Linked DNA regions of Homo sapiens: region 2 is linked to region 1. A link is an interaction called in ENCODE POLR2A ChIA-PET data of the cell type or tissue named here. Cell type or tissue: GM12878. All regions are shown on one strand. Region 1 overlaps PDXK (pyridoxal kinase). Region 2 has its middle 7.9 kb from the start of LINC01679.

Region 1 (5,000 bases):
CAGTCTCTGTCTCTGTCCTCACGTGGCCTCCGCCCAGTGTGCTCTCTTAAAAGTCCACTTAACATGGGATTCAGGCCCACCTGGATAATCTGGCATGATCTCATCTTGGAATCTTACATCTGCAAAGATACTTTTTCTTTCTTTCTTTTTTTTGAGACGGAGTCTTGCTGTGTTGCCCAGGCAGAAGTGCAGTGGCGCGATCTCGGCTCACTGCAAGCTCTGCCTCCCGGGTTCATGCCATTCTCCTGCCTTAGCCTCCTGAGTAGCTGGGACCACAGGCGCCCGCCACCACGCCTGGCTAATTTTTTTGTATTTTTAGTAGAGACGGGGTTTCACCGTGTTAGCCAGGATGGTCTCAATCTCCTGACCTCGTGATCCGCCCACCTCGGCCTCCCAAAGTACTGGGATTACAGGCATGGGGCCACCACGCCTGGCCTTCTTTTTCTTTTTCTTTCTTTTTTTTTTTTTTGAGACGAGGGTCTCACTCTGTCGCTCAGGCTGAAGTACAATGGAGCGATCTAGGCTCACTGCAACCTCCCCCTTCCAGGTACAAGCAATTCTCCTGCCTCAGCCTCCTGAGTAGCTGGGATTACAAGTATGCACCACCACACCTGACTAATTTTTCTGTATTTCTGTTTAGTAGAGATGGGGTTTCACTATGTTGGCCAGGCTGGTCTTGAGCTCCTGACCTCAGGTGATCTGCCTGCCTCGGCCTCCCAAAGTGCTGGGATTACAGGCGTGAGCCACCGTGCCCGGCCCAAAGATCCTTTTTCCAAATAGAGTCCCCTTCACAGGTTTCAGTTAAACATATCCTTCGAGGGTCCAGCATTCAATCTGGAAGGAGCCTTCAGAGAAATTTGAAAGTGGCATAAACCAAGGGGTGAATTAAAGGCCCAGAAGTTGATGACGTCAAGACGTCCTTTTTGGAAGTGAGGGGAGCAGCACAGCTGTGAGTCTCCAAACTGGGCTGTGCAGAGATTGTCCCAAGCACGTCTGAGGCCAGTAGCTGCCCTGTGGGGAGAGGCAAGCCTGTCCTGTCACTGTGCATCCCGTCCAGATGGACAGGTAGTAGATTCCCGCTGGCTGGGTGATATCCGTGTCCTTCATCTGTCAGCCTCTGGAGCCGCCGAGGCTGGGTGCCAGGCACTGCCGCCTGGGACACATGTGACCTCCGTGCTGCAGGACCACAGTGCAGGTGCGCTTTCACAGGGCCGCTCCTAGGGAGGAGGTTGTGGACATCAGACATTCCATGATTGGATTCCATGGCTTTGAGAATCTCACTTGGGGCCTTAGCTCGAGACCCATTTAAATACCACATCGCAGAGACCAGAAGGCAAGACCATGGGACTCCCTGCAGCCCCCACCAGAAGACCCTGTGAGGTGGCTGGCTCCATCTGGGGCCTGCAGGCAGCCGCATTCTTTCATTCTCGTGGTCCGTCGGTGCGGAGCAGACCTGAGACACCTGAGGGGGCTTGGCGGAGGTTGTATTTCTCTGTCTAGGGGCCTCAATGCCATGCCCGTTAGGCAGGTGGACTGTGGCTCAAGCGCCCCACAGGAAGAGGCAGGGGGCTCCCTGCCCTGGAACCCTGGATGTCAGCACCTGACTCCTACCTGCTGTGACATTGGCAAAAGTAGCTGTGGCAGAGGCCGAGGGTCCCACCTGCTTACTGGGCCCCGCTTCTCCGGACAGGAGCAGAAGCTGCAGAGCTTTGGGACCTCAGCACTTGAGCAGCATGTGGACGCGAGCAGCGAGTAACCCCGGGCTCCCAGAGACGCGTGACGGGGTCCCCAGGGGGTTGCTTGAGGGCCCTCAAGTCAGGAGCTGATTTCTATCCTCAAATATTTAAGCATCCCCAAGCCCAGGTGCGGTGGCTCACACCTATAATCCCAGTACTTTAGGAGGCCGAGATGGGGGGATCACTTGAGCCTGGGAGTTTGAGACCACCGTGGGCAACATAGCAAGACTCCAGCTCTACAAGAAAAAAAAAAAAAAGCTGGCTATGTGACTCACATCTGTAGTCCCACCTACTTGGGAAGGTGAAGTGGGAGGATCACCTGATCCCAGGAGGTGGAGGATGCAGTGACCTGTGATGGTGCCACTGCACTCCAGCCTGGGTGACAGAGTGAGACCCTGTCTCAAAAAAAAAAAAAAGTAAAAAATAAACATGTATGGAAGTACAATGTATTTTTAACCAGAAAGTTGACAGAGAATACCGATGCACTAGGTAGACCCTGTTTTTAAAAAAAAAAAATCCCCTGCTCTGCAAAGTGGCCTCTTCTTCAGAGATGTGGCATCACTGGAGGGTTCTCTTGGGGAAATGGTTAAAACACCTGGTGTTGGCTGGGTGCAGTGGCTCACGCCTGTAATCCCAGCACTTTGGGAGGCTGAGGCAGGCGGATCACAAGATCAGGAGATCGAGACCAGTCTGGCTAACACGGTAAAACCCCGTCTCTACTAAAATTACAAAAAATTAGCCAGGCGTGGTGGTGGGCGACTGTAGTCTCAGCTGCTTGGGAGGCTGAGGCAGGAGAATGGTGTGAACCCAGGAGGCGGAGCTTGCAGTGAGCCGAGATCGCGCCACTGCACTCCAGCACGGGCGACAGAGCAAGACTCTCGTCTCAAAACAAAACAAAACACCTGGTGTTTTGAAAAATCTTTACATTTTTTCTTAGAATTCCTAGGATAGAAAGAGTCTTCTTTGCCTTCAGAACTGCACTATAAGATCCTGGAAGAATACCACCCTGCCTTTTAAAAGACATCATTTTTGCCTTAACATTTTTCAAGGTGACATGCATTTGCAAACAGTACAAAAAAGCCAGCGCTGGGCCAGGCACGGTGGCTCACGCCTATAATCCCAGCACTTTGGGAGGCTGAGGTGGGTGGATCACCTGAGGTCAGGAGTTCGAGACCAGCCTGGCCAACATGGTGAAGCTCCATCTCTACTAAAAATACAAAAAATTAGCCGGGCGTGGTGGCACACTACTGTAATCCCAGCTACTCAGGAGGGTGAGGAAGGAGATTGCTTAAACCCAGGAAGTGGAGGTTGCAGTGAGCCAAGATTGCACCACTGCACTCCAGCCCCTGCAACAGAGCAAGACTCAGGCTCAAAACAAAAAAAAAAGAAAAGGAAAGGAAAAAGAGCCAGTGGTGAAAAGTGTGCCTCCTTCCTTCCTCCGGTGGCCCGCACTAACTTCCTTAGAGGTGATGCTGATGCTGTATGTTGGAGACGCTTCTGAGTGTCCTCGGAACGTTCCCACGTGCTCTCCAGGCCATGCTGGGCAGCTGGCTTTCCTCCCGTCTAGCTGGGATTCTCTCTCTCTCTCTCTCTCTCTCTCTGGCCTCTGCCAGTCCCTGGGTCTGAGCCAGAATGTGTCCCAATCCAGGAAACAGGTGTTGTTTCTGGTATTTCTTCTTTTTCTTTCATCTTTCTCCAAGAAGGAAGAAAATTGGCTAGTTTTTTGCTTTTCTGACTCCCTTAGTTTGGGACTGAGGTTTCTGTTATTCTTGTTTGGCTGTCATGGAGAAAAACAAGAACTTATCGGTCCCGTTTTCCATTTTTTCTTTTTCTTTTTTTTTTTTTTTTTTTTGAGACGGAGTCTCACTCTGTCACCCAGGCTGGAGTGCAGTGGCGTGATCTTGGCTCACTGCAGCCTCCTCCTCCTCCCAGGTTCACGCCATTCTCCTGCCTCAGCCTCCCAGGTAGCTGGGACTACAGGCGCCCGCCACCACACCAGGCAAATTTTTCTGTATTTTTAGTAGAGACAGGGTTTCACCATGTTAGCCAGGATGGTCTCGATATCCTGACCTCGGGATCTGCCCGCCTCGGCCTTCCAAAGTGCTGGGATTACGGCTGAGCCACCGCGCCCGGCCAATTTTTGTATTTTGGTAGAGACGGGGTTTCACCATGTTGGCCAGGCTGGTCTTGAACTCCTGACCTCAGGCAATCCACCCACCTCAGCCTCCCAAAGTGTTGGGATTACAGGCATGAGCCACTGCACCCAGCCTATTGGTCCCATTTTCTGATCTATTTTTCCCTCTTGCCTCTGGCTCTAGCCCACATCGGTGCATGTGTGTGTGTGTATGTGGGTGTGCATGTGTGTACGTGGTGTGTTTGTGTACACTGTGTGTGTATGTGGGTGTGCATGTGTGTACATGGTGTGTGTGTATGTGGGTGTGCTTGTGTGTACATGGCATGCATGTGTGCATGTGGGATGCATGTGTATGGGGCATGTGTGCATGGCGTGTGTGCACATGTCTGGGCATGCATGCGTGTGTCATGGGCATGCATGTGTGTGTATGCGGTGTGTTGCTCTGCAGGCCCCAGTGTTGGCCGGCCCCCCCGTCTTTCCTGTAAGTGACTTCCTTCCTAGGAGGCTTGGTGTGACTGGCATTCCCTGGAAAGGGAGGGGCGGATCCGCAGAACGGGCAGCTTCGGGGACACAGGGGCTGCTGATTGGCATTGTGGCTTGTTGGCCTTGGTGTCTGCGGGTGCACACCCACACAGAGCTTTTGAAATGGAATCCTGCGTGCCCAGTTCACAGAGTGAGTGACGCTGAGGAATAAGAACAGAGGGAACTTCTCAAGGAGAAAGGAAGAAAGGAGTTGTCAAAGATGGGCTGAGCAAAAAACCGTGCAATCAGCCGAGGAGGGGCCGGCAGCGCCTCCCTTCCTGCCCACAGAGCAGCCGCCTTGTGCCCATCTATTCCCCGGCTCTGCATGGGGCCTCTGTTTTAAAGGGTTCTGTGGCCAAGACAAGCCTGCCAGCCCCTGTCCCTGTCCTTGGCCACTCCTCCGGCAGCTTTCCCCATTCCTGAAGCAGGTGGCTAGCCTGCTTAGCCTCTTGTCCCATCTCCTTACCTGTGACAGTCACCAAGCCTCTGGGAATGTGGTCACCCTAGGACAGCTAAACGAGGAAGCTGTGCAGTGCACACAGGTTTGGCTGACCCCAAGGGCCAGTTGCTGTGCATGGGAGCGAGTTCCAAGGGGTGGGAGGGAGCCA
Region 2 (5,000 bases), 370 kb before region 1:
GTGCATAAGCTTAGCTCACGTTTGTTGCTCAACACTGTAACCATGGGGGTCTCCAGTGCCGTTAGCATCCTTTTTCAATGTAATTTGTAATGATTGTATGGCATTCTCTCCTATGGATATACCCAAATCTCTCCTTTTGCTATATTGGATTTGCTTCTGTACATTTTTTAATTACCCTGAGATGAATCTTTTTCTGCATCAATATTTTCCCATAGCTTGGGATCTTTCCTTATGTTAGAGGATCAGAAATAGAAGCCCAGGATTGAAGGAACGTCTTCAGGTTGCAGATTCACGTTGACAACATCCTCTAAAAGTCTACCTGCATTTACGCTCCACTGAGGATGATCAGTTAATACAATTTCACTAGTTCAACAGGGAAACTGTAGTGTCCGGATGTACATTCTTTTGTTGACGAATGAGGTCGAACTTTCTTCCCGGTGTTTAGTGTTCCCTTATATTTACATCCTTGAGAACTCCCTACTCCTCTTCTCGACCTGCCTTTCAAGTTGAGGTATGTTTTAAAAAGGTAAACTGAGGCATAATATACTTTTTAAAGAGTTGACTTGAGCAAACCACCATTCATGAATCAGGCAGCCCCACACCAGAATGGATCAGGAGCTCCACCAAGGGAACACAGGGGCAGCTCTCCTAGGACATGCGCAGATGTCAAGCAGAGAAAGTGGTCTGATTGGTCGCAGGTACGCCATTGCCTGTTGTACACCAGAGAAGGTATCTGATTGGCCACAGGCATGCAGTTGACACACATAAAGCAGAGAAAGTATCTGATTGGCTGCTAGCAGGCAGAGAAGGTATCTGATTGGCTGCAGGCATGCAGTTGCCTGACATGCACCAGAGAAAGTATCTGATTGGTCGTAGGTACAGCAGTTGCCTAAGGTGAAGCAGAGAAAGTATCTGATTGGCCGCATGTACGCAGTTTCTTTATTGGGTCCGTCCCATTGGAAAGTCCCTGGTTATGTAAGTTTGTTGGCTGCCTCTGATTGGTGGAGCTTAAGTTCTGTTTCTCTTTAATGCAGGCATTTACAAGAAATAGCTCAGTTTCGCTTACCTCTGCAACTCAAGCTGGGGTGAGATCACTTGCGAGGACTGCCTGGCACCATTCGCTTGGGCCTCTTGGGGCCTAGTCTCCGATTTAATGTAACGGGCCACTGAGACTTCTTTATTTCCGTTTGGAGAAGTTCTTTGCTTATGAGGGGATTGTTACGGGTTGAATTACGTCTGTCTCCATTCCACTCCCCCATTTCTATGTCGAAGTCCTGACCCCCAGTACCTCAGAATGTGACTCATTTGGAAATAGCTTTTTGCAGATGGAATTGGTTAAAAGGAGGCCATGCTGGAGTAGGCTGGGCCCCTAATCCAATGACCACTGTCCTTCCGAGAAGGGGAGATTTGAGCACAGACAGGTGCTGGAGAACGCGTGTGAAGAGGGAGACAGGGACCGGGATGACGCTTCCACCAGCCAGGGAATGCCAAGGGTCCCAGAGGCGCAGAGAGAGGCCGGGGCAGACGCAGTCCCCCAGCCCCGGAAGGAACCAGCCCTGCCAACGGCTTCAGCTCGGGGGTCCGGCCTCCAGCAGCGCAAGAGAGTGAATGTCTGTTGTCTGGACCCCCGTCTGTGGTGCTTTGTGCAACAGCCGCGGGACACCCAGGGGTCAAGCCTGACCAGCCGGATGGCTGCCAGCATGGTCTCGATTTTCTCCATGGGGGATGGAAGGCAGCTCTGCTCCCCTTTCCTGGCAAGGCCCCTCGGAGCTGGCCCTGCACGGTTCATGTCACAGAGGGGCCCGATCCCCTTTTTCTCCCCAGAGAGGAGCTCTAGGGGGTTCCCGACAGCCCAGGACGACATGACGCAAGCAGCCCTCAGTCCCAAGTCCCCTCTGTGACACCCGCTGCAGGTGCCAGGCAGCTGTTGGGGGGCGGCTGTTGGGGAGCCCATCTGAGGGGCTTCCAGCCACAGCTGGTGAGGGTCCCTTGGTCCTCAGGGATGCATCCTGGATAGGAGTCCAGGACTGCAGCTCCTGCTCACCTGGTTGGGCAAACTGCGTATAGAACGAGGGCCCCAGCACCAGGAAGGGCCCCCAGCACAGAGGATGTGGGATGAGAGTGGTACTGGGCAGGGTGGAGTTTCAACAGACAGAGGTAGAAGCCTCAGGCCAGCACAGCCCTGGCAGCCTCGTGGCCCCCAATGCCGCTGGGTCAGAGCCAACAGGACAGCCTGGCCTCACGCTGAGGCCACAGCAGGGCGGGCTGGGGCTCACTCCCTGCACATTGCTTGCACCTCTGCTCTCAGCCCCACGCTTTGTTTCTAGGGGCCCGGAAGCTGCACACTCACTTCCAGAACTCCCGTGCCTACGGGCGCCTCAGCCAGCTCTGCCGCAGGAGGAGGGGCAATGCTTCTTGCTTCCAGTTGGCATCGGCGGCCCCTCCGGTCAGGGCAGGTGTCCTCGCCCTGCTGGGGGCAGCCCCTCTGGTCAGGGCAGGCATCCCCACCCTGCGGGAGGCGGCCCCTAGGGTCAGGGCAGGTGTCCCTACCCTGCTGGAGGTGGCCCCTCACCAGCACATCCAGAGCCAGCTGCAGCTCTAACAGCTCGGCAGCACAGGCTCCATGGGCAGCAGCAGCTCCTGTCACCAGGAGCACCCTCCTGCCCTGGCCTCCCCCAAGCCTGCTTCTCCCTTCTGCTCTTCTGGCACCTCGGTAGCTGATTCCTGGTGTTAAATCTCCTCTGTTGGAACATGTAGACCAGCTGGTTTTCCTTATAGGACCCTGACTGGCAGACCTACTGCCCTTTAGCGAAGTCAAGAATCAAAGAGCACCTCCAAGCCAGGTATAGGCCAGATTTGCTTCTGTGACATGTCCCATGCGGACCCACCTGAGTGTGACCACCCCATCTTACTGCAAATACAGGTGACAGCCCCAATGCAAATACAAACACAAATACAAGCACAGGTGCAAATGCAACTGCAAGTTCAGATGCAAATGCAATTTGCAGCTGCACCCGAGACCAACCCCTCCCCACCACAGATGCACACGCACACATACTGACATATTCACACACACATACTGGTGCAGCCCTGCAGCTGCACCCCTGAGACCACCCCCTCCCCACCACAGATGCACACGCACACATACTGACATATTCACACACACATACTGGTGCAGCCCTGCAGCTGCACCCCTGAGACCATCCCCTCCCCATCGCAGACACACATGCACTCATACTGGCATATTGCAGAGCACCGTGTGGTAGCATTGTTTTTAACTGCAAATACCTGAACTCAACCTAGATTTCCATGGATAGTTATGAACCTTCCAATGGGCTGCCACTCAGCCGCGGGAAAGGCTGGGGCTGTGTGGCAGTGGAGAAACAGCTCTGACGCATGGCATTTGCTGAAAAAAGCAAAAGTGCAGAAGAGCACTAGCGGTGAGCCCGCACCTCCGCATAGAGGCGTAGGCAGTGCTTGTGCCTATTTGCTCATTAACGCACAGAAGGATGCACACCGCGGTTGGCCATGCTGCTTGTCTCGATGGGCGGGCGGGGACCGGGTAGAAGGAAGGCTTCACAGAATAGATACCCTGCGGTGCCTTTAGAACTTTGAAGCATATGCCACTCTACAAAATACATGCAAAAATGTGCTATTTATTCAAGGACTGAACTTGAGTAACATGATTATTTCACAAAAGACCCTGGCACTCAAGGCAGGCAGTGGTGAGCCGGCAGCCCCCTCGGCGAACACAGCTGGCCCAGGCAGCTTGGAGCAGCAGTAGGAAGACTCCCTGCTCGCTGTAGACCTGAGCTCAAGCCAGAGGAGCCAGGCTTCCGAGCACCGGGGCCCTGAGGCCGCTGGAGAGGGTGGCTCTCCCACCCCTGGAGTTCCCCAGAGACCTCGTCTGGGGCCGGCGCCTATGCCTGCTTATTTGGCCATAATGAATGGGCACTCCCTGGAGCAGATGTGCCTAATAACAGTCCAGCAAGACTGCCTCAAGAGCCACCTCTGGGACACACTTTAAAGCCACACTGGCCACAAGGGACGCTGGTGATCCCGTGGTCTGCAGAGCTACCTGCTCAGTCTATTTATGTCACCTCACTCCCAGCCAGCCAGGGGAGGCCAGGGGAGCCCCTCGATGACTAATGTCACAGCTGCCACCAGGGACAGGCCCTGCAGCAGCCTGGAGGCCTGATGTGTCCATACCAACGATGGCCGTCAGCAGGGGCTGTGTGGAAGGACAGAGCTGCTGGGGCCTTGGGAAGACAAGAGACCGGCTGCCGCCTGTAACTGCTGGCCTGGCTGTGGGCTTTTGGCTGAGGTCTGCAGCCATGCACTGGCCACCGTGTTGTACAGGAAGAGGACTTCTCACTGGTTTCCACAGTCTGTGCACCCTGACAGCGGGTTGTCTACTGGAACCTGGTTCAACGTCTCTTGGTTGAAACCTTGGTGGTGCCAGGGCTTGAAAGCCCTTTCCCCGGAGGGCTCCCCTGTTGGCTCTGACTTGCTGTCCTCGGTAGGTGAGCCTTCCTGCCCGTCCCGTCAGCTCGAGGCCCACAGCCCCTCACCCCTCTTCCCAAGAGCACCCTGACACAGTCACACAGAGACCCGCACCGCTGACTTACGGACAGAGAAACGCGCATTGCTGACTCTGAGCACAGGTGGCCTGGCTCCTGCACAGACCCCCCACCAACCCAGTCTCTGGGCACACACTTCAAAGAGCCTGCCAGGGTTAATGCCACTTCAAGAAACCGGTGGCCTGGGAGTCTAGAATCTTCTGGCTATCAGTCAGCGGTGCCTGCCTGTAGGAGCCCAGGCCCTTAGCAAACTCCTAGGCTCTGTGCTTTCCCACAGCGAATCTTTAGCACTAAGATTCAGCTCCCAGCCTTTCATCGGTTGTGTATGTCTTTCCTGGCCCAAATAATATCGTGGTGGGACACTAGATAGGAGCCTGTCCCCAAATAAATGAGTTGCAACAGTAACTAGTTAGTTACTTG

What was found. Peaks named below come from ENCODE experiments on the same cell type or tissue, not always from the same donor. Only the 100,000 strongest peaks of a DNase experiment are listed, where the experiment ranks them.
Region 2: POLR2A ChIA-PET joins it to region 1 with 10 read pairs; 3 of 35 experiments call an interaction of 5 or more read pairs at or near these places.

What each region holds. Positions count from the first base shown.
Region 1 is chr21:43,722,703-43,727,702 of GRCh38, forward strand. The region is part of intron 1 of PDXK (pyridoxal kinase); the gene reads left to right. Among named protein-coding and RNA genes, the nearest start is that of PDXK, 6.1 kb to the left of the region's middle. RefSeq lists enhancers at 2,229-2,388, 3,972-4,813. In GM12878, a CTCF peak has its summit at 4,989 (motif pointing right); a DNase peak (open chromatin) is centred at 2,305; H3K4me3 peaks cover 1,017 bases; H3K27ac peaks cover 1,689 bases.
Region 2 is chr21:43,351,950-43,356,949 of GRCh38, forward strand. No RefSeq gene overlaps it. Among named protein-coding and RNA genes, the nearest start is that of LINC01679, 7.9 kb to the right of the region's middle. RefSeq lists enhancers at 913-1,212, 1,353-1,442, 1,613-1,852, 3,943-3,992, 4,213-4,382 and a silencer at 2,263-2,592. In GM12878, a CTCF peak has its summit at 4,052; DNase peaks (open chromatin) are centred at 892, 2,207 and 4,059; H3K4me3 peaks cover 1,855 bases; H3K27ac peaks cover 4,526 bases.